Linked DNA regions of Homo sapiens: regions 1 and 3 are each linked to region 2. Evidence: chromatin loops called from intact Hi-C (ENCODE). Cell type or tissue: HCT116. All regions are shown on one strand.

Region 1 (8,000 bases), 830 kb before region 2:
CAAGTGAAAATAAACAGCAGAACCTGAGATCTCTAAATAATGGTTGATAATGCATACGTTAAGGACAATATATCAAATAAGTAATTCATTTATCTATTTTTTAAATGCAAGCAATTTTTTAACCCAATCCATTAAGTGAATGCTGTTTACCCACAGTAGCCCATTCCATTCCTGTGATGGACCAAATGTGTTCTTAGCCTTTCCCTGGGTCAGGTTAACAGAGGGCACATGTGAATATGCTTATCATTCTAAGCCCTCATCATCTTCAGAATCAGACCCTGTGATGGACTCCTACATTGGCCTTGGTTTTCTGAATCGAAGCCCTCATTCATGGGATTGGCCCCAAACAAACCAGTCCTTAAATCAGGGACCATTCACAGTGCCCCCATGGGGTTTTTAGCCACCCAGACTCTGAAATAGTAACCTGATGGTTTAAAATCAGAAAGTCTCTTTATTTCTTCTACTATATTTCTTTGAACTGAAAAGGAGTAGAGGCCAAAAAGAAGCCACAGGGATTATCTCCTAGTTTTCTTTTTCCTCTCTCACATTTCTCCCTTCTATTCTACTAATAGGTGTCTATCAAGAGGATATATACAAAAGAGGTTGCACTGAACTTTAATAATCTCCAAAATCTTCACCTTCAAGAGTAGAAAGAATCATGAGTTAAATTTCTCATTGGTTTAGAGTGTAAAAATGTATTCTTACTGATAATAAAAGTTAAATTTACTAAAAAGCAGTATAGATGCCTTGTGTTCTTGAAAATTATATGGTGTAAGTTGCATACACATTAGACCTCCTTTTCCAAGAGAATGTTTCCTCTTGTTCCATTATTCAGATGTTTCAGTCTTTCAGATCCCATGGTGAACTGAGAGCAATAAAATATTGTCTACAATATTTTTGTTCTAGGAAAATCAGGGACTTGCATTAATATGAGTGTGACTGTTTCTATAGCAGTCATGTATTACTCAGGGTTCTTTAAAGAAACGTTAAGGAATTGGCTCACACAATTATGGAAGCTGAAAATTCCTAAGATCTGCAGTTGGCAAACTGGAGACCCAGGACTAGTGATGGTGTAATTGAGTCTGAGTCCAAAGGCCTGAGAAGTAGGAGAGCTGATGATCTAAGTTCTAGTCCAGAAACCAATGAGCTAGAGGCCCAAGAACAGTGCATGCTTCATTCCAAGTACAAAGGCTGGAAAAGACTAATGTCCCAGCTTAAGCAGTCAAGCAGGAGGAATTTCCTCTTACTCGGCCTTTTTGTGCCGTTCAGGTATTTAATTGATTGGATCAAGTCCACCCACATTCAAGAGAGAAATCTGCTCTACTCAGCCTACCAATTCCAATGTTAATCTTATCCAGAAACACCCTCAGAGACACACCCAAAAAATGTTTGATCAATTGTCTAGGCATCCCATGGCCCAGTCAAGTTGACACATAAAATTAATCATCACAGCACTCTTGTATTCTTATAATAAATCATTTAAGGGAAATCAGTAAGAACCACAAAGTCTTTGTGTTGGAGATAAAAATGGTTACCTGCTTTGGAATATTCATGTTCATTGCTTATCAATTCACCTCTTTCTTAAGACCTCATAAGAAAAGAAAAAACTGTTGGGATTTACAAATAGAATTTTATAAATTGTAATCATAAAGAGGAGTGTCCTCACCCACCAAGCTATTGATACTAGTATATTTAAAAAATAATACATATTGGTCAATGTGACTTTTACAACAGGCCTATGGAGGTACTTATATAGTTTTAATTATTTTACGAATGAAGAACTGAAGGTGAGAGCAGCCAATCATCTGGCACAAGGTCCCATACAGAACTAATAAGTGGCTGAACAAGAAATGAACTGTCTACAGGACAAGCAGCCCCATAAATGTGGGAACTGTGTAGTTCCACAGGGCCCGTGGTCAAGGGGGTCTGCACTTGGTTTAATGTTCTGCAGTGGTCCTCTTGAAATGTTATATATTTTATATATATACATATAAATAAAAATAAGTTTAAATATGTAAATATTATATATAAATATATGAAATTTAAATAAACTTAATATATATATTTAAAGAAGGGGCCCTGCATTTTCATTTTCCACTGGGCACTACAAATTATGTAGCCAGTCATTTTTCTTTGGCTATAAAGTCCTTGCAGTCCATCACACCTCTTTTTAGAGATGAATTCTCCCAGCAGGAATAGTTACTACCTGTTTATTGCCAACCCAATGATGAACCCTTGCTGTTTTCTGCCTGTTTCACTTAGGAAGGCTTGGTACCTGAATTGATATTGAAACATTCATATGACAAATATTCGAAAGGCCAGCTTTTAGCTTTCTGGCTGGTTAAGTGCCACATAGCAGGACACAAAATTATTTCATGTAGTTTGCTAACTCCCTTTAGTTGTTATTTCTTTTAAACATATTAAGTTGTATTTTCATTTCTACACATGGAGTCATTTCCCTTCTCCTCCATTATGTTCTAATATATTTCATTCTATTTGGACTTATCTAAGTTGCACTGGTTTTCTAAAAGTGACTGCTGCTACTGATATATTTTATTATTAATAATAAACATTTAATGTTGGGCATATGGTATGAAGTCATTTTTAAAATTAAATCCAGTTTTTTACTATCTAAATTAAGAATGTCAGCTTTGAAGTTAGTGGGTTGACTGACAATGATATTTTTGTTTTTTCATTTATTTCTTAAAGTGTTTAACATTTAATGTTCTAATTTAAGAGTTGAAGAAATGATGTGGTATATTTTTGAAACTTACTTTTATCAAACCCTAAAATACATTTTTGTTTCAAGCCATATATAAGACCGTTACTATGAGTTGGTGTTTTGAATTGGGACACTTTCTTTTCATTAGTAATGTATATTCCCCCTTTTATTTTAAAGTGTTCCCTATAGCCATCACATATTGCCACAGTTTGGGGGCATATGTGAAGACATCTGATCTGACTCTCTTACTTCTGAGGTAAAGAAACCGAGTCCAGTGAGACTAGCTCAAATAGTGACAGATCAAAGATCAGATGCAAACCCCCTGAATTTAAGTCCAGGACTCTTTTATTACACCACACAAATCTCTTTTGATGCCTAAAATCACTAAGATTTCTTTTTAAATTTTCTGTCCATGATAAATATTTATATAGTCTTGAGCCTCAAGTTAAAGTTTAGCTTACCAAAGGCCCTATGAATATGAGAATCAGAAATCTGGAGGGAAATATTAGCTTTTCAGTAAAAGGGCAACAGTGTTTTTGAAATGTTCAATGTCATGTGAGGAAAAAAAAATTCTGTCTTTCCAATTAAATTCTCCTAACACTCAACGATGCCTCTAGATTGTTTTGGTAACTTTATAATTCTATAACATATTTTATAAAAACAAATTGTCTAGGAAAGTTGTCAGTAAACTCATGTCAAAGTAAGTACACTGTGAAAATAATGTAGTTGACTCTGTACTGTAATAAGGAATACCAACCAGCAAGGTGGTCTGGTTAAAAGGAAGTTTTTTTCTCACCAGCGTTCTAGTTTTTTGGTTGCTAGTGGAAAATAACAGAAATACATTTGCAATAAAGACAAATTATGAATTCTGTGCAACTGACAGCAGATCTAATGAGGGTCCTTTGAAACATGGTAATTGATTCCAAGTTGCTATTGTATTAATACAAAAATAGGTTTCTTCTTAAATCTGTCTATCTAGGTAATGCTTCAGGGATGCAATATAATTGTACTGACCAGGCGTATAACTTGTGATAGCCAATTACAGGATTTTTGTAGGAAAAGTTGCCTCTGATGTAGTTTGGAAACAAGAGTTCTGATTAAACATTCCTTAAGAAACGAGTACAAATCTTTTTAAAAGATATCTTGTTTTTCCTCTTTCTTATGACCAATTTTCATAACTTTTACAGCTTTGCTTCCGTTATGCAAGTGGCCTTTTAATCTTATGCAAAGACATTACTCTTAGAGAAATAACTTTTTTATTCCTTATCCTGGTGCCCCATGCCACAGAATAAAAGCGGTCAGTCCTGGTTAGGAAAAGAACCCCACAGATAGAAAACCTAAAAATAATATTCAAACACCGATCATTCTTTTACACTCCTCACAGTACTAGAATTACTTAACTAAATTTCATCTCTATTGATCACCCCTAACATGCCGCCACAGCTGTACAGTTTCCTTGGTATTGCCTGTCAGCCACTAGGGGGCATCCTGGGGCAGGCAGACAGCTCTAGGTTTGCACTTTCACCCTTCTACTTGGTGGGTGTCCCATCAAGTCCTTGGCCAACTTAGTTAAGCTCCCTTATTCTCAGTAACTTCTTTTTAAAAATTGAGATAATAATACTAGATTAGCTTATAAGTTATTTTCCATATATAGAGAAATAATAATGCTGGATTAGCTCACAAATTACTTCCCATATACAGATGGATTATTGAGTAATACATAAAATGATAAGGGAACAAGAACATCTTGGAACTAAGAAATGTCACTTTCAGTGACTTTTCTGCCAGCAGCCCAATCGGACAGCTGTATTCCATCTTAGATAGGGAGATGGAGGGCTCCCAGAAGGTTGCTTTGACTCTTTCAAATTCTTGAAATTCCCATCTGTGGAAAAGTATGTTTATGGACCCAAATGAATTTCAGTCCACTGGCCATATGCAAAATCTGGCAGAATGTCATCCCTCCCTAATTGCTTGATTCTAGCTAGAGCCAATGTGCTTGGTAAGCAGGAATGTTTGTGGTCGAGGCATTCAGTTGAATAAGCTGAATTAAAATGTTTCAAAACTCCATACACACTTCAGTTGATAGTACAGCATTTAAGGCAGAATCATGTGGAACACATCCAAAGTGCAAAACTCTGTGGGAATTCCACCAAGCCACATACCATGGCTTTATATCTGAAATGACTAACTGGAATCACTGGGTGAGGCTCTTGGCAGTGTCCATTTATGGCCCATAAAGTTGGCTTCAACTTTACAGACAGGTTCATATTCCTGGAAACTGCAGGCTGCTAAATACATTGATATACACATTCATGACATGCGTATATTCATAGGCACTTTGAAACTTGTTTCAAGGTGACAATCAATATGTTTACATACAATTCAACTTCAGGTTATAAAATTATCATTAAGCAATATGTTCATGGGAAAGAATTTTGGAGAAAACTTAGTCTTGACTCCCTAGGATAGCTTTGAAGATAACACGAGTTCATGTGTACCTATAAATATCATTGCAACACTGCATAATACTTAGTCTATCAACAATTTTCTTTTTCCTTTATTATTACATTAGTATACCTAAAGTCCATGGTGGTATTTACTTTCTTAAGGTGAGGTTAAGGCTTCTTCCTTATAACAACAGGTAACACCAACTGAAGTACTCTAGTAGAGGGACTCACATTTATTCAGGAGTTGCCATTTGCTAGGCAGTAAGCATTGATTATTACCACGTATAATTTTGCCTCGAGGGAACATTTGGCAATATCTAGAGACATTTTCATTGTCATTACTGTTACCTACAGGGTAGAGGCCATGGATGGTGCTAAACATCCAACAATGCACAGGAAATCACTCCACAACAAAAAATTATCCAGTCCAAAACATCTATTATATAATCCTATGGTTGAAAAACCCTGCGCAAAGATAATTGGTTTTGATTTAGTCTTCGTAAACATCATTTGAGGTGGATTATGGTGTTATCCTCATTTCTCAGAGGCAGAAATTGTAGCACTGAGAGGGGGAGAGGCTGTCCAAGATTGTAGAACTTGTGGAGGAGTGCAAATTTGGCTTATTCTAGAACCTAGTTTCTTCATCCTTGCTCTCTAAGGGTAGAGTCCGAAACAGAACTCTTTTTTCTGCTTCCAGAACACATTGCTGCCTTCTTAGTTAATTACTAGAATGAATGATTATAAAACTTACCTCCTGCAGAGTGAGTGAGTTTTAAAAATTTGTTTAAAACAACAAAAGAATTCACATATTGTGTAACTTTGGATTTAGGGTACCATTGAAATTGATTTCCTTAGAGGTGTGCTAGAGGCAAAGTTTGCTAATCTGGTTGGTGGAAGAGTACTGGTGGAATCTTTCTTTAGGTTTCTCTCTATGTTTAAGTTCCTGCTTGCACCTGTGCTAGTCAATGTATTTGTTGAGGAAGATTTATGGTTCTATTCTTTTAGGAGAGAATATTCACACTTTGGCTTTGCCTTTTGAGGCTTACACATATTATCACTAAAGTACATTATCATTTTTCATCTGGTGGTAGGGAGGATTTTACCACCTTCTGAGTTAGGTGGAATGCTCTAGGCAGAGAAAGGATTAGGGCTCATCAGAGCCAATAGGGCCAACTTTGTTCCGTTGTTTTCCTGCCAAAAAGAAATAGGGGATAATAGAAACTCATCAGTTGCTATTTGCAAAACTGTTTAATTTCCCTGAATATTTTGTTCTCTTGTTGACATGAGCATTGACTGCTTTTTTGCCATAGTGGGATAATTTATTTTATACGAGGTGGTGTTTTCAACAACCACTATAGAATGTTCTGAATCACTGTGAACTCTATCTGGATAAAAATAAATGCTCTTATTTTCTCCAATGGATATTTTTCCTTGCCCATGAAAGTTATGACTGGTTCTGCTTATTCCTCAAACCGATTATATGAACTTCTGATAAATGTTTGAATAAAATGTAAGAAATATTGTAAATAAGCAAAAATCCCACAGAAATCAGAGGAAGTATGTTCTACCTCTGCTCTTCTAAGTCTGACCAACAGTTAAATAAATTCTTGGGTTCTATGAACAGAATTTTTACATGATGAATTTTTTTTTTTTTTAATTGATCATTCTTGGGTGTTTCTCGCAGAGGGGGATTTGGCAGGGTCATAGGACAATAATGGAGGGAGGGTCAGCAGATAAACAAGTGAACAAAGGTCTCTGGTTTTCCTAGGCAGAGGACCCTGCGGCCTTCCGCAGTGTTTGTGTCCCTGGGTACATGAGATTAGGGAGTGGTGATGACTCTTAAGGAGCATGCTGCCTTCAAGCATCTGTTTAACAAAGCACATCTTGCACCGCCCTTAATCCATTTAACCCTGAGTGGACACAGCACATGTTTCAGAGAGCACCGGGTTGGGGGTAAGGTCACAGATCCACAGGATCCCATGGCAGAAGAATTTTTCTTAGTACAGAACAAAATGAAAAGTCTCCCATGTCTACTTCTTTCTACACAGACACGGCAACCATCCGATTTCTCAATCTTTTCCCCACCTTTCCCCCCTTTCTATTCCACAAAACCGCCATTGTCATCATGGCGCGTTCTCAATGAGCTGTTGGGTACACCTCCCAGACGGGGTGGTGGCTGGGCAGAGGGGCTCCTCACTTCCCAGTAGGGGCGGCCGGGCAGAGGCGCCCCTCACCTCCCGGACGGGGCGGCTGGCCGGGCGGGGGGCTGACCACCCCCACCTCCCTCCCGGACGGGGCGGCTGGCCGGGCGGGGGGCTGACCCCCCACCTCCCTCCCAGACAGGGCGGCTGGCCGGGCTGGGGGCTGACCCCCCCACCTCCCTCCCAGACGGGGCGGCTGGCCGGGTGGGGGGCTGACCACCCCCACCTCCCTCCCGGACGGGGCGGCTGGCCGGGCTGAGGGCTGACCCCCCACCTCCCTCCCGGACAGGGTAGCTGCCGGGCAGAGACACTCCTCACTTCCCAGACGGGGTGGTTGCCGGGCGGAGGGGCTCCTCACTTCTCAGGCGGGGCGGCTGCCGGGCGGAGGGGCTCCTCACTTCTCAGACGGGGCGGTTGCCGGGCGGAGGGTCTCCTCACTTCTCAGACGGGGCGGCCGGGCAGAGACGCTCCTCACCTCCCAGACGGGGTCGCGGGGCCGGGCAGAGGCGCTCCTCACATCCCAGACAGGGCGGCGGGGCAGAGATGCTCCCCACATCTCAGACGATGGGCTGCTGGGCAGAGACGCTCCTCACTTCCCAGATGGGATGGCGGCCGGGAAGAGGCGCTCCT
Region 2 (8,000 bases):
TATAAATCTTATATTTCTAAAGTTACATGAATTCAATACCACTTACCTGAACATTGGTAGTGTGTTTTAATGCAAATTAACTTTTTTATTAGGTGTTAAAACATTTTTATTACTGTTGTTAAAAGAAAAACTTTAGACAAATTTAACAGAATTTAATTGAGCCAAGAAAGACTTGCAAATCGGGCACCCCCCAGAACTAGAATAAATTCAGAGCAACTCTGGGGCTGCCACATGGTCGGATAACATTTATGGACTGAAAAAGGAAAATGAAGTACAAAAAAACAGTAGTGAGGTACAGAAACAGCTGGATTGGTTACAGCTCAGCATCTGCTTTAGTCAGAGAAGGTTTGAGCAATCGGCCACCAGTGATTGGCCTAAGCGCTCTGACTGATAGAAAAGTAGGTTACAGTCTGTTTACACCTCATTAGGTTACAGTTCACTGTATGGAGAAACCTTTAGGGTGAACTTAAAATAGGAAAGGAGGCAGCTTTAGGCTAACCTTAATTTAACACTGGTAATTCACTTGCCTCCTAAACTGTTAATGTAACTACCATCACAAACTTTAACACCTCCAAGAAGAGAATTTTTCTTCCCTGTTCCTTGATTTTTTAAAAAAGAGAGAATTAAAAAGATAACATATACTTTCTCATCTCATATACTGTAGCTTTTCTATCTTTTCATCCATATGGCTGTTGGGGGGAGAGGGGTGGTGTAGGGGAGAGAGAGAGAGAGAGATTAAAAAAAAAGAGAAATACTAGTTACAAGGCAGAATTATCTTTCTGATTGCATGAAACCCATAGATCATTTTCTCTCCAACAGAAATCTTTTCAGTAACCTCAATCCACGTTTTGGCTTCATTTTTTATTATGCTTTAACTGGATTATGGAATAAAACCAAGTTTCGATTTGGTTTCTGTTAGATATTGTTTTTCGCAAAGGGATTGTAGCTTTTTCCTATTAAAAAGTCAAATTTACCTTCAGTGAAAACACTAAAAGAAAATTGAACAGGAATTTCAACATAGAGTGATTTTGTCATAACAAGTTAGATATACATGGGAAAGTTCAGCAACTCTCAAAGTGCTTTATATCAGTGGTCCTGATAACCACTGCGTACATGAATGTTTACACACTAAGAAATTGACTTTTGCACTTAAAGCAAATAAACTTTCAAGTAGTTATATATTAATTCGGCTCTGAATATAAGTCAGTCACTATGTTATGACACAAAGAAATAGAAGTTTAGTCCTGGCCTTAAAACTTAAAAGTATAATAAAAAAAATAAAAATAAAAATAAAACTCTTACAAAACAGGAAAAAATGAAAAAAAGAAGTTCAGTTGACTTTTGATAGCTTTACAAACTGAGTTGGCAACAAATGTGTTCAAATGTGAAGAAAATCAGGAAACATCTCACCTGAATCTGTTTGGTAAAAAATTTGTTATGGGTTTATTTAAGACTCGTCATGGAAACGTCATACCTTATTTATGACACTATGTCCTAACATGCAGACTCAATGCAAATCTTAGCTTCTTTTTAGTGAAGCTCAAGGAAAAAGTCTTGGTGACCAACATAAGGAAGAGTCCATTTTAACATAGCAGCAATGCATTCATGAAATCCTAGCTGGAACCAGTTCAGACAGGGACATAGGATGTGCTTTGTTGCTCATTAGGGAAAAAAGAGCCATTTATCTCACTGGACTTGTGGGGATTGGGAGCAGGAAGCTGGGTTCAACTAAGTAGCTTAGTAGAGCCATCCGGCTTCCAGGAATGGGATAGTCACTACAGAGATGGAGCAGGACTCTGACTCAGCAGTGGGAGAGACTGGAAGAGAGGCAGTGGCTACTGTGAAAGAACACACCAACCACAGAGCAGAGACAAATCCTTTAGGTAGCTGTCTTTTGAAATTCACTTTGTATTCTACCTCTATGTAAATGTAAATGTTAAGTGCCTCCATTATAAATAACTTATAAATAATACTAACGTAACACATCCTTGATATTTACAAATAACACTGCCTAGAAATCTTAAAAGGAAAACCAAACATACATTTAATACATCTACAAGAAATACCTTTTTAGAAAATAAAATGTATATGTTTCAAAATTTGATGAGCATTTACGATGTGGAATAAGCCTACTTTTTTCACAGTCTGGCAAATGGGAGAGTCCTCATTTACAGATCCCATCCAATATGTCAGCCATTCTCCTGGGTTATTAAGACACTGAGATGAATATACACCCTCCCCAAACTCTAGGATCCCCTACTCTACAAAGGAGTGTGAATACATAAGTATCCAACTTGCTGACACCCAAAAGTGCAACAGTAGCATAGAGGAAGTAAGGGTTCTGCTTGGAAGAAAAGAAAGTAATAAGATTTCAGATTACCCACCAGGATATAACTTGGGTGCACATCTCTCACTGTTCTCATTTAGCCCAAAATCCACAGCAGCATGAAAATATGCAAACAGAGAACAGTATGCTGGTGTCATTTAGATGCACAAACTTTGATATCACACATACAGTGACATCTAAGGAATCATCACCGCACTAACATTCAATTTCCTTACCTATAAGATGGAGGTCATAGATAAACACATCTCAGACTTTGGAGCGAGATTGAGAGTATGTATGTATAGCACTTTGTGTAGTAGCTAGCATGCAGTAAGTACAATTACTCTTGGAAATTATTTTTATTTTCTAAAGAAATAGTAGCTATGGCTTCACAAACAAACCATTTAAGGATTCTTTAATAGCCCTATGAGACTAGAGCATGAAGTTTGAAAGGAGTGGCTGTGAAGAAAGAGGCCAGATAAAGATTACACAGCGAAGTTCCATTAATGCCCCCCAAAGGAATTCCAACTTGATACAAATGTAATGAGGAAAGCCCAGCTAACATGACTATGTGCTTTGGAAAGTTAAATCTAGAGACAATAGGAAGAAGATATGGAGCAGGTAACCAATCAGGAGGCCTTTCACTGAGGGAACAGTTTCTGCTATGAAAGCAGTAGGCCGGTTTTATAATTTGTGGGTCATTTTGAATATTGTCACGGTTATTTATTATGTAACTTTAATATGCATTTTAAGAGTTTCTGCAATAATTCACATGATTTTTTATGTTAAAATAATGATAAAAGTTTTTTCAAAAAAAAAAAAAAATGCCAGCATGAAGATGCCATTTTGGAGAGATGTATTATTCTAAATACAAAGTCTATTTTGGGCCAGGCATGGTGGCTCATGCCTGTAATCCCTACACTTTGGGAGGTGGAGGCAGGCAGATCACCTGAGGTCAGGAGTTTGAGACCAGCCTGGCCAATGTGGTGAAACCCCATCTCTACTAAAATACAAAAATTAGCCGGGCATGGTGGTGGGCACCTGTAATCCCAGCTACTTGGGAGGCTGAGGCAGGTGAATTTCTTGAACCTGGAAGGTGGAGGTTGCAGTGAGTCAAGATCAGGCCATTGCACTCCAGCCTGGGCGACAAGAGCAAAACTCCATCTCAAAAAAAAAAAAAAAAAGTATATTTTGAAGCTGACTTGCTATAAGCATTCTATGCTATAAAGCGAGATATACAGGCATTTAGATAGTTAAAGCAACAAGAAAATAAAAGTATTTTCTTTTGTGCATCTCAGGTCAGTGTACTTTTCAATATCACCTCAATATTTTCTCTTTTCCCCATGGGAAGATGTCTGAATACACTTTGGTGGTATTCATACATTCATACATGTTTCAAAGTGAAACAATTTCCTTGTGAAAATTTCAAATCATGAATTTGGATGGATAACTTTAAAATATGAAAGGTGAAAGGAATGAAAATATATTAATATACATTTTTATAATAGTAATGTTAGAAACATAACTTTTGGTTTTGATCTCATTCAGAATATAACTGACAAGAGGTAGATGATAAGGTAGATATTTACTAGTTGTGCTCTAAAAGTGAAAATGTCATATCTAATTGAATATCTTAAGCATAGATTATGTTTCACATGAAGAACAAAACCACAAAGGCCTAACTTGAAGGCAAACATTGTACTTTTGTGCCCTCCAGTGGCCATCTGGAGAATATACTCATCCTCATAGAATTGTTCAAGAAACATAAAGTGGCTAAGGAGACAATGGCAAAGGAAACAAGCAAACTGTACACCCAGAGACCCTGAGGCTATTACTTTCTCATAAATTTACTGAAGTAAGAAGAGAGCTAGCAGACTTGGGAGATTCTTCAGACTGCTTCCAAGAATGCAAAGGAGCTATTGGTTTGGACTACAGATGGTTCTTTTGATCATTCTTGAATATACTCTTCTTAGACACTTCTTAAACAAGGATTGCCAAGCACAGCATGGAAGCTTAAATTTTCATTTCAATCAAAAAAATTATGCATGGAACACAAGTGACACTAAGCTTCTCACTCTGGGAGAGGTATCACTTCAGTCAACAGGCTCCTGGGCTGGGGATCTTTTGGGAAACCAGCAGATAGCTACCGGAATGCCAGGGAAATAATTGCACATGGATTTTGCAAGAGACTCAAAATCAAATCACACTGGCAGAGCAAAGAGTTTTGACAATAAGACTTTAATTGAATAGTCAGAGTTAGATGGAACATCCAAAATAGAAAAATACCTGTTTATTAAAATGGACATTACCTATTTTCTCATCTTTACCTTTTAGTATTAGCTTAGCCCCAGAATTAGATGCAGTTAATACAGCCAGGTCTGCAGAGCATTGTAGATAGATTTTGATTCCTATTTTAAATGTGGCTGGAATTTCTGATGCCATTTCTTGCATGGTCCTAGAGGGAATAGAGCCTTTGGTTTTTATACAGTCATAGGTTTTGGTGCGGTTTTTTAAGATCAGTTTGTTATCTTTTTCTGAGAATTAAATGGATCAAAATGTCTCTAAATTTTAAAAATAAGTTTTGTTTAAACCCAGTGACTGCTTAACTATTTGCATAATACTTCTGAAAACTTTTTAGTTTTTCACAAATGGAAGCTTTCTTTTACTAGGCAGACAATTCTGTTTAATAAGTGAGTTCAGCTCCTGCACCACCGTGAATTTAATAGCCTGGAGATCCTGTTTCACTTTCTGAGAGAACAGATCCTATAAATTGCATTCTATGTGCCATTCCACTTCCTGTCTGATGGTGATGCGGAAAAACAGCTGTTGTGTGGGAACTGTTCAGAGCTGTGTTTCTCAAACCACAGGTCATGGAAGGGTGGTTAAGTAGGCCCTGTTTCCCTTTCTTCCAAAATAGCACCCAAGGCTCTTCTGACCTTGCCTCCTTCCACCTCTTAGTTGTAAGCCTACTAAGGAGTAAGTTTATCCTACTTCCTTTTGTTGTGTTTATTTTTAATTGGGGAGGAATAAGTACATATCCTGGGAGAGGCTAGAGTTATCCTGAGAGATGTGCGGGGTAAATATACATATACACACACACGTACACATTTATATATCTATCTATCTATATATATATATACACATATACACACACACACACTTATATATGTATAAGTAGAGTTCTCTCTTTTTTAGATTAGTGTCAAATGAATCTCATAGTCTAGGAACTAAAGCAAACCACATCACTCTAATTTTAGTACACCCTACCGTCAAACAATATTTTCACCCTGTCTTCAAATGGTACATAGAGAGATTTAGATTTAATTATTCAATATGGAATAATAGAAACTACAAGCAAGCATTAACCCAGGTTTACAGTTACTCAAATAGCAAGGATTAAACAATATACAATGGGTTGACAAATGTGCTGTCTCCTACTGGATAGGAGACAATGGAAACAAGTTTCATTGGTGGCTTGGGCAACTGATGCAAATGTACTAGCTGGGAGATAAATCAGACCTCAGCCCTGTTGGTAGTATAGACATCATCACAAAGGATATTTTAATAATGACACTGTGGCTAGCCTTTCTTTTCCTTCCTCCGTTACTCTCTACTTATAATTTGCATAATAAATGAAACTCCTATTTTATCTCTCATTCCAATGGCTTCTCTTAGGAAATTAATGGTTTAGAAAAATAGCTTACAGCTGGGAGCCGTGGCTCACACCTGTAATCTCAGCACTTTGGGAGGCCGAGGCAGGTGGTTCACAAGGTCAGGAGTTCAAGACCAGCCTGACCAACATGGTGAAACCCTGTCTCTACTAAAAATACAAAAATTAGCTGGGCGTGGTGGCACACGTCTGTAATCCCAGCTACTCAGGAGGCTGAGGCAGGAAAATCACCTGAACCTGGGAGGCAGAGGTTACAGTGAGCCTAGATCACCCACTGCACGCTAGCCTGGGTGACAAAGCGAGACTCCATCTCAAAAAAAAAAAAAAAAGAAAAATAGGTTACAGTTTTTTTTTTGGTTTTGGGGGAGTGGGTAAAAACAGAATGAACTAAGGCGTCTTAACAGCTGACATCCATCAAAGGGGCTGCTCTTTTGCCTGGCATTGAGGTAGCAAGCACAAGGCCATATAGAGAGACAGAATCCAAGAAATTCTCATAAAAAGCAATTAGATGACAACAGAAGGGACAAGCAGAAATTATTAAATGTTTTTAGGCTTCTGGTTAAAAAAGATATTTTAAAACCTTATCAAGTATGACCCAATTTCTTTTTGATTCAACATAAACTTACCCAACTGTATGAATAGTCGCAATACAAAATTTTGGTTCACAACAGCCAAGGCAGTATTCTCCAACCTGAATAGAAGTCTTAACTTCTAAACAATTTAGACTTTTAAAAATTATATAAATTCTACACTCATTACTTTAGAAAATTGTGTTGCAAAAATCAGTGTTTATTCTGGATTCTTAAATTAAAAATTTATAGGGATTAGGATACTTTTTCAAGGTAAATTTCCCTTTTGATACCTTCAAAGTGTTTGATGAGCAAAAGAGCCATTAATGTTTTCAGGGCCTCCCATGAAATGAAATTAGTGTTTATGAGTCTTATCTTCATTAATTAATATTTTAAACTAAACTGTTTAACCATAATATAATGTTAATAATTTTTCTGAAACAAAATATAAGAGAATATTATGACCAGTTTCTGTGTTGAACCAAAGCTAAATTCAACAGTAGTTAGATAAGCTGAAGATAAAAGGCAAATGATAGCATATTTATTTAAAAATGAAACACAATTTAAAAAGGAAAAACAAAGAAAGAAGTACATTCCCTTGTGGGACTTTTTTGTTTTCATGGTGAGCACTTCTGTAAGGAATACTTTTTTCCTATGTTCACACTAGATGTAAGTGGGTCATAAAACATTTACGTACTAGGATGAATAGATTTTGAGCTGGGAGGCTTTAATTAGTCATGTGCAACTATTTACAAGCTTATGAGAATTAGAAAAGTCATAGGAAAATAAAATAAAGAAATTAGCTGAAAAGAATGACAATAATTTAGCTAATTAGAAAATGTAATTATAGTGTATTTTCCTTCAGATTACAAACTCTCTGCATAAGAGTCCAGTAATCCTTTGAGTCTAAGATGCCTTCACTGATAATCTAGAATAGGATCAGGCAGAACCAATGAGGTAGGATATAAATATTAATAACAAACAATCCCAACATCTCACTTTGCATATTCATTTATTATTCTCCTCCAATAAGCTTTTATCCATGGTTGCTAACAAACTACTAAACCGACTGATTTTTTCTCAGTGCCTAATAACAAACAACAAAGTGCCTCAAGTAAACTGTTGGAAAGAAGGAGATGTAGTTGGGAAGAAATTAAATAACCCCCATACTGGCTAACAATGTGTTGAATAACTAACAATTAGCTGACAATCACTCATCCTCTTGTTATTTATTGTTAATCACCCAAGTGAATTTACATATAAATACTGAGGGCAAAATAATAATTCCTTCTTACCCTTTTTGCTACCAAACACTGGGCATATTTATAATTATCCTGCCAAGAGCAAACTATGCCATAGGCCTTTAAATATTGCAAATGAAAGAGGTGGGGAGAAAAAATAAACATACATTTCTCATTTATTTTTCTAAAGTAAT
Region 3 (8,000 bases), 1.2 Mb before region 2:
CCCCTGCACTCCAGCCTAGGCGACAAAATGACAGAGACTCCATCTCAAAAAACAAAATAACAACAACAACAAAACAAAGCTTTAAAATATTTGCACCCTGCAAAATGGATATATCCAGAAAATGTATGTCTTTTAAATAGATTTGTTTTATTATATAATGACTGGTAGTAGAAACTAATCTCCCTGTTTTACTTATTGCTGTTCTTAAATAACAGAGTTCGTTTTAAAAATGCTTAACTTTCTCTGCACTGCTCACTAAACATTATTGATGGATCACCAACTTTGGGGTATACTATGTTGATTTTATTTTAAACATTTTAAAATTGTTTCTTACATATGAATATGATAGAAACCCATACTACCTTAGAAAATTATGTAGTTTTAAATTCAATCAATATTAAGTTTATATTGACTCAAAAGTTTTAAAACACTGTAATTTTTCCTGTCCAGTGTGCTAGCCGCATCTTCAACCTTTTTCTAGTACATATTGATTTTATATATTCTTGGAAATTAGTCCTAAGCAGTTAATTTGTTATTCAAGGATTTGATTTGGATTGATTTTGTTATGTATTTGAACCCACTGATAGCACTTTCATGTGCAAGATGATAACATGACTGTGCTGATTTCATCTGAGTGTTTATTTATTAAGGCAAATCCAGGAAGATGACTACTGTAATCAGCTTGTTAGGATTTAGTTTGACTGTTTTATTTGTAATAGGTATATTGCAACTACACTTCTTCAATTATCCTCTCGGACTTATTCCTAATTCAGACTCTCCTTCCTTTTTAGTCCAATTTAGAGAGTACTTTAAAATGTGTTTTAAATTCTCAGATGTGTCTTTATTTGAGTACTCTGACCTCAAATGCTGGAAAAGTACTGGCAAAAACCTTATAGGGTTCTAAAAATAATTGTATGTTTGCCTCTTGCAAATATTTGTGGGTCTATTTATTCAACTATATGGTACTGTTATTGTCTAATAAGCAAATCTATAAGCCTTTGGGTAAATGTTAATATTTTTCTTGATGCTTCTCATTGCCCCCATAGTGCAGATAATACTAATTTCATGTATCACATGGTCACCAAGGTACTTGGCTACATATGCTAAAAATTTTCCAAATAGAAAATTATTTTGTATCTCAGGTTGTAAACCCTTGGGTAGAAACCAGGTCTGTTTACAGTAAAAATTCCAGCCAAGTAAAAACCTCAGCTTACCATACATTTCTCTTCCCACATGCTACTTTTCAGAGAAGAGGTAAGAGGAGCACTATCTAGAACGTATTAAAAAACAAATTTTAAAAATCCTGAAGCCTTCCCAAGAATAAAACCAGTTCACACTCCATTTGGTCTCCTCTCAGAGAAAAATATCACTCCAAAATACTCAATCCAATATCCTGTGCTTTACTCTGGCAGGTTTAACTGTGGTGCCATGACAATGGTGTGTATTTGATTAGTTGTAAGGTAGAAATGAGTAAATAATGGCTTAAAAATCAAAATTCATGAATAATTTGTTTCTTAAAAAATAAGATTGCGTGCACTCACAGGCACCTCCCGAGGGATAGCCATTTTCTTGCATTCCAGTTGGCTTTCTTGACTGGGAAGATTACAAATACATGGCAGGAAATTGCACATAATCCACAGACAGTCTTGTCTTTTCACAAGAGTATGTTGCACATGGGAATGTCATCTATCTTGTGAATCACTGCAGAAAAAAATGTTTGAGAGCCTCTGATCTGAGCTATGGTTCTGAAAATCAGAATCTTGACTCTGTGTCACTTAACGCTAATTATTTATAAGTAAATGTAAGATTCACTAGATTCTACTTAGCCAGCACCTGAATTTCATAACAATGGTTCCCAAAGTGTGATGTTTATATAATTGGTGGCACCAGGGATGCTTCTATGTGGTAGAGAAGTGAATTTATTTTATAGTTATAGATATTTTAATAAGTGTTGGGAGAAAACATACAACAATCACATCAAATCCATGCTGTGTAGCTATGTTGCTGAGGGTAAGGCTAAGTATTAAGAGTTCATAGATTTTTTTTTTTAAGAATGAGGTGTAAAAATACAGATTGTGCGTAATGTCAATAAGGGTACACAAGAAAGTTTTGGGAAAGATTGTTTTAAAGTCATTTTCAACAAGGAATGAAATGGATTGTTCTCCTGTTTGTGTTTTTGCTCCCCACTGCCCTGTTTGAAGAATTCTGGCCGAGTTCTCTCTGTATCTGTGTTTGAATGACTCCTTGCATGCTGTTTGTCAACTTCTTCATAGGAATTGCTGTGGGGACATAGAGTTAGATGGAGATGGTGGTTTTCATGAAATATATTCTTGCTTTGAGGATAAGTCATTCTGGTTAAAAATTGCTCACATTAATACATCATCAGAAAAACATTTGACTCTCATCCTCCTTCAGATTTATAAACTCTCTTGCCTTGAGACAGTGAGGTCCATGGCTGAAGAGGCCAGCCTAGAAATAATAAAGGATGCTGGGGCACCCACTTCCATCCAGTCTGGGTTCCCTGGGGAGCTCTCACTTCCCGTACTGTCTCCACAGCGAGGCCTCTCATTTCCTCCTCCAGGCTCCTTCTTGATTCCTGACAGTAGATGCCTGTGGCTGTGAAGAGCCATTCCATCATGTGGTATTTTATAGCAGAAATACATGGTGCTTCCCCCGACTCCTTTCTTTGTAAAGAAACAATTTGGAAAAAGTTTGGAAGGGAAAAATCTTTGATAGGATACACATTTATTTTCCCTTAATCTGTTCCCTTTCCTTGTAGAAAAAAAATTAGATTATTCCAAATTAAAACTATGTGTTTTTTGTATTAAATTATATTGTTAAAAGGAATGGCTTTGTTAAACGAGAAAAATATAAGGAGAAAAGAAGTATATTACATACAGGATGAGGAATTTGCAAACATCCACTTTTCTTTCTAGAGCATTGTTCAGGTCATCTCCCCTATGGCTTAAGAAAGGGAATCCTTAAGGTTTGAGTAGAAGTACCCTCCTAAATGTAGGAAAAACAACAAAAAAGAGGTGGTACGGTGGGGAGAAGATAGAGGGGGAGACATAGAGAGATTTCAACCATTACCACAAGATGGCAGCAGAAGTATAATATTTAACAATTGTGGGCTCCACTAGGAGTTTGAAATGGCTTTTAGTTGAATTTTAAAATATATTGTCAAATATATAACTTTCTCAATATCAGGATTTATAAGTTTGAAAAGTGTATTATCAAGTACATATGGTCTTACATTTTTTTCCAGTTAGTAGTGGTTTTGGGGAATATATTTAAAAAGCTAAATTTTCTTCTCGATGTTTGTCTTAAGGAATAGAGAAACAAAGAGTACAGTTTGCATGGAGAGTTCTTTGAACATTGACTCTGGGAAATTCCTAAAACCCCTATGAGGAAACCTCTGGACTTATATTTGGCTGAGAGGAGAAAACAGAGAAATAATGGAAAATTAATAGTAGTAAAAAAAAAAAAGTATGTGTGAGGAGACTAAAGGAATGGCTTCCTATTCACTCCCTTCTACCCCCATAACAAATTAAAAGAAAATTATTATAGGAAAAAATTAGATCAGTTATTAGATGAAACTCATAATAGGTTGCTTGATCTCCTTGATAATTCTGTGATTCTAGAATGTAATTAATTAAATCTTAATGTGGCCTATTGTAATCTGAGATTCCCATTATAAAAATATTTTAATAATCAAGTTAATATGATTATTTATTTACATGTATCTAAATATTTTTAAGAGAATAGCAAAGTGTTTTATGAGATACTCTACTCTGAATATAAACTGCCTCTCAAAAATTTTAGGGTAAAGAGTAGTCTGGCTTATACCACACAGGGTTACATTGTGGGTTGGGTCTAATGGGCTGTACATTTTTGGATCAATATTCCCTCAGAGAGTGCCATTCAGCCTTCCTGTAAAAGGCTATTTCATTCAGTCTGTGACCCCTTTCATGTGAAACCTCCCAGGGGCCTGGATGTGAAGCAGTCTTGCTACTGGCATCATTTGTGATTTAACGCTGAGGAGAAATGTACTTATTTTGGTCTGTCCCAGCAATCAAGGGTCAGTGGTAAAAGGAAGTTGTACTCTGGGTCAAAACAAGTCAGTTTTGGATTAATGCTATTCCTTGGCCTCTTTAATTGGTCTTTTTGCTCAGATACTGTGTTAGATCATACTTAGATAAACAGGCAAGAAGGGAACTTGAGAATTTAGAACAGTTCACATTTTCATGCCCTGTTTGACAATAAGATGCTTTTATAAAAAGTGTTTTGAAATTCTGTGATATATTTATTTGAGGTTATCAATGTATAGAAATGCTCTCTGGGACAGTAGTCAATATGTTTCCTAGGTTAGGAAAAAAACAATGTTACACTGTCTATGACTGCCAGAGAGAACCAAGGGTAGATTGAATGTTGGGTATGCTTTCTCGTGTCTGCAGGGCCAAAACAACAACAACAACAACAACAACAACAACAACAACAACAACAACAGAACACCTAGCCTGCATTGGACATAGTGAAGCAAGCAATAGACAGTAATATCTTTTATTTTCTCTGATCTTTCTAGTTTGTTATCTAGGCCAAGACAAATTCCCGAAGTATAGCAGCAGGGTTTGAAGCATGCTACATTGAAATCCCCCGGTTACCCAGACTCACCATCTGACTCCAGGGCATCACGAGAGGTGTCCACACAAAAGGAGACAGGCTGTGGAATCTCTGGGCTTCTTGATATTAGAGCAATTAGAAAAAGAAGAAAAAGTTTCTGTTTTGTGGTACCAAATCCCCATTTGCCATGTTAAAAGTCCGGACATGCTTTTGTGATACTTATGAGCATACGCTAAATCTCAGACTTGCTGACTTTAATCTCTTCTTAGCCTATGTCTGCTTCCTTGATTGTTTTAATTGCAAAAACAATGTGTGCTGGTTGTCAGATAATAAAAACATAAACATTTTATTTTCTCCTCCCAATCTTTCTACTTGTCTTCCAGCAGATACCCAATGTTAAACTTTCCGTATGTTTCCGTAAATCTTTATATGTAGAGAGAGAACTCACCTGCTTATTTGGAGGGTTTTATTTTTTCACCCGAAATAAAATAATTCCATAACACTCCTCAGTAACCTGCTCTTTTTGCTTAATAATAGTACCTAGGCTTCTTTCCAGATCAGTCCATATTGGTCTTTCTAATAGCTATGGAATAGTAATTCCATAGTATTCATGTACCTCAGCTTATTGATACTGATATTTTGGCAAGTTTTTTGCAAGCATTCAATGCTGCAATTGATATTGTACACATTTTCTCATATGTTATTTATGTATTTATTTATAGGATTAATTCCAAACAGTGAGAGTCCTAGGTCAAAAAAACTATTAATATTTGACTTTTTTAGTTTATGTGATTATACATACACTTCCTATATGAGATAAATGATCTATAAACTTTTCTATTAAAAAATGTATACTGGCCGGGCACGGTGGCTCATGCCTATAATACCAGCACTTTGGGAGGCCAAAGTGGGCAGATCACCTGAGGCTGGGAGTTCGAGACCAGCTTCACCAACATGGAGAAACCCCGTCTCTACTAAAAATACAAAGTTATCCGGACGTGGTGGTGCCTGTAATCCTAGCTATTGGACAGGCTGAGGCAGGAGAAGTGCTTGAACCTGGGAGGTGGAGGTTACAGTGAGCCAAGATTGTGCCATTGCACTCCAGCCTGGGCAACAAGAGAGAAACTCTGTCTCAAAATCAGAACAAAACAAAACAAAAACAAAAAACAAAACAAAAAACTGTGGGCTGGCAGCATAAACAAAATTAATTTTCTACATTAAAGACAGACAGAATTAAAAAAAATCAAATGTGCAAACTTAGTGGAAACGTGGAAGGTTCTTTTTTTTATACTTGAGTTACATTCATGAGAATGCTCTTTTCGGAATGATGTTTACATGCCCTTTTACTTTTCAGGTTTATAAAGTCCATATTGTGCACTTGGTTTGATGTTTGTGGGTGTGTGCCTGTGTGTGTGTTTAAGCTGAAAAAAAAAATTAATTGCTACAGTGTAATTTTGAAAATAAGGAAAATAAGGATAAAACTGTATCTATTGCTCTTAAATAAAATAACCACAAGTCCTTCTCTAAGAATCATAATGATTTGTTTTTCTTTTCATCAAAATAAATTTTTGATATTCTAGCTCCCACTTGGGAAAATAACAAATTCCAAGTCTCTCAGCTACTTTTTTTTCAAAAGGCTAGTAGGGAGATTTGGACATATATGGTATTGGAACCACTCAGTGGAGATTTCCTTTTATAGGATGGCAACCTCGGTAGAGATTTCATTTCATTATTTTTTTCTTGGTCATTGTAGTGATATTGGACTAGATTTACTGAACGATATCTTTGCAAACATTTATTTGGATCAGAATTCAATCATATTAAGGGTATTCAATCGTGTGATTGGAGCCAAAAGGTAAAATCATTTTGGGGGAGGAGGAAGGATAACCTTAGAAATTTCAGCCTACTCTTGTGCAGGAGTAACAGGGTAGGTTGTGATAATTAAAAAAAAATAAAATAAAATGATCCCGGGAATCACAGATTTAAAAGTTTTAGAGCTTTTGAAAAATTTAGTTTTGGTAGTAAGTTTATAGTGCCTCTTGCTTTGAAAGGATTTTAGAAGATATCTTTGTTCGTCTCCTTTGATGGACAAAACAAAAATGACAAATCAAGCAAATATCAAGAAGTTCAGAAAGACTGATATTCCAGTGACATGGTAAGCTGGACATTTGTAAATTGGAACAATAGGACAAAAGGAAATGAGATGGTTTAGGTATTATTACCATATTAATAACATAAAGTGTCTTTTTATGATCTGGTTTGCAGATCACAAAATGTGTTGTCACTCAGGTTAACACCCCAACCAACTCTAGAATGAATTTCTTAGCAGAGCCGCTTTTGAAGGCCGAGTTTAAACGAAACACTGTGATGAATTGTCCATAAGGCAGGAACCCTGAGGGGACCAGCTATTTCAGGCTCAGGGAAAGACACTGGAATTGCTGGAAGAGCTGCTCAGAGTGCTAGAATGTCTGAGTGGGCAGGGATCATTGACAGTTGTGCATATTTTTCCAGGCTGGGTGCCTTATTTCACAAAAGCCTTTCTCTCCCCTCCTCTCATTGTCTATTCGTTGTTCAGTTCTCAGGAATAATGAGGGGATAACTTTTCATATCTGGTGGAGTTGCAGATGTAGAGATATGGGTTAGGGGCTGTTTGTAGATATTCTAACGGTGCAGTTGACCTCAGTTTCAAACTCTGAAGGCTGGAGGGGGAGGTGTGCTTCCACTGAACTTTCTCTGTATGTGCCCATCTCCCCATGTCAGTGTTAAGCCTTTGTGTAGCCCCAGTGCCTGTTTGCAGCTTAGAGACTGGTTTTACTGTATTTGAGCTTTTTCATGTGGACTAATACTATTTCAGATTTTATTTCTCCCAAGGCAGTTGGATCTATCAGTCAATCAGCTAATATGTGGGAAGACATATGAACTATTTTGGAGATCCAAAGACACTTTGTGTCCGTACTAACCTGACGTTATCATGCAAAAATACACACAAAACCACAGCCTCTTCAATTATTAAAAACCTCTCAAGGTTGTTGAGAGGATTAAATGAGCTCATGCATGTAATAGATTTAGTTTATTGCCTTATAGAATGTAGTCATTCAATAAATGTTAGCTCTCATTGTTATCATTTATTGATTCTGACTTCATTCACCAAATATATAAGAACTTTTAACCCTGTGACAGGAATGGGCCCATGTGTATTCTTCCCATATTTCTAACTCTATACTTGGATCTAATTTTGCTCATTGAAATAGCTCTGACCCTATTTTCGGAGTAATTTCCTGAATCACAGATGGTACTCTGACATAGGTCATATTTAGGACTTATTTTCCTTTCTTTCTTTTCCATCCATGGTGTTGTCTCAGTTTTCTTTCCATGCATTT

The links. Hi-C counts contacts between places; a loop is a spot of excess contacts. Peaks named below come from ENCODE experiments on the same cell type or tissue, not always from the same donor. Only the 100,000 strongest peaks of a DNase experiment are listed, where the experiment ranks them.
Region 1: a loop joins it to region 2, with 5 times the contacts of the local background. A loop is called at or near these places in 20 of 110 quality-filtered maps.
Region 3: it touches region 2 in a loop (10-fold over the local background); 77 of 110 quality-filtered maps call a loop at or near these places.

The regions. Positions count from the first base shown.
Region 1 is chr10:51,385,326-51,393,325 of GRCh38, forward strand. The region is part of intron 2 of PRKG1 (protein kinase cGMP-dependent 1); the gene reads left to right. Among named protein-coding and RNA genes, the nearest start is that of MIR605, 90 kb to the left of the region's middle. In HCT116, a CTCF peak has its summit at 4,198 (motif pointing right); a DNase peak (open chromatin) is centred at 4,216.
Region 2 is chr10:52,211,902-52,219,901 of GRCh38, forward strand. The region is part of intron 9 of PRKG1 (protein kinase cGMP-dependent 1); the gene reads left to right. All of the region lies in intron 1 of LOC124902425 (a long non-coding RNA gene), which reads right to left. Among named protein-coding and RNA genes, the nearest start is that of PRKG1-AS1, 98 kb to the right of the region's middle. RefSeq lists an enhancer at 1,439-1,940 and a silencer at 1,568-1,862. In HCT116, a CTCF peak has its summit at 4,054 (motif pointing left); a DNase peak (open chromatin) is centred at 4,020.
Region 3 is chr10:50,998,706-51,006,705 of GRCh38, forward strand. It overlaps a transcript of PRKG1 not described here. Among named protein-coding and RNA genes, the nearest start is that of PRKG1, 72 kb to the right of the region's middle. In HCT116, a CTCF peak has its summit at 3,056 (motif pointing right); no DNase peak of the experiment used is centred here; H3K27me3 peaks cover 746 bases.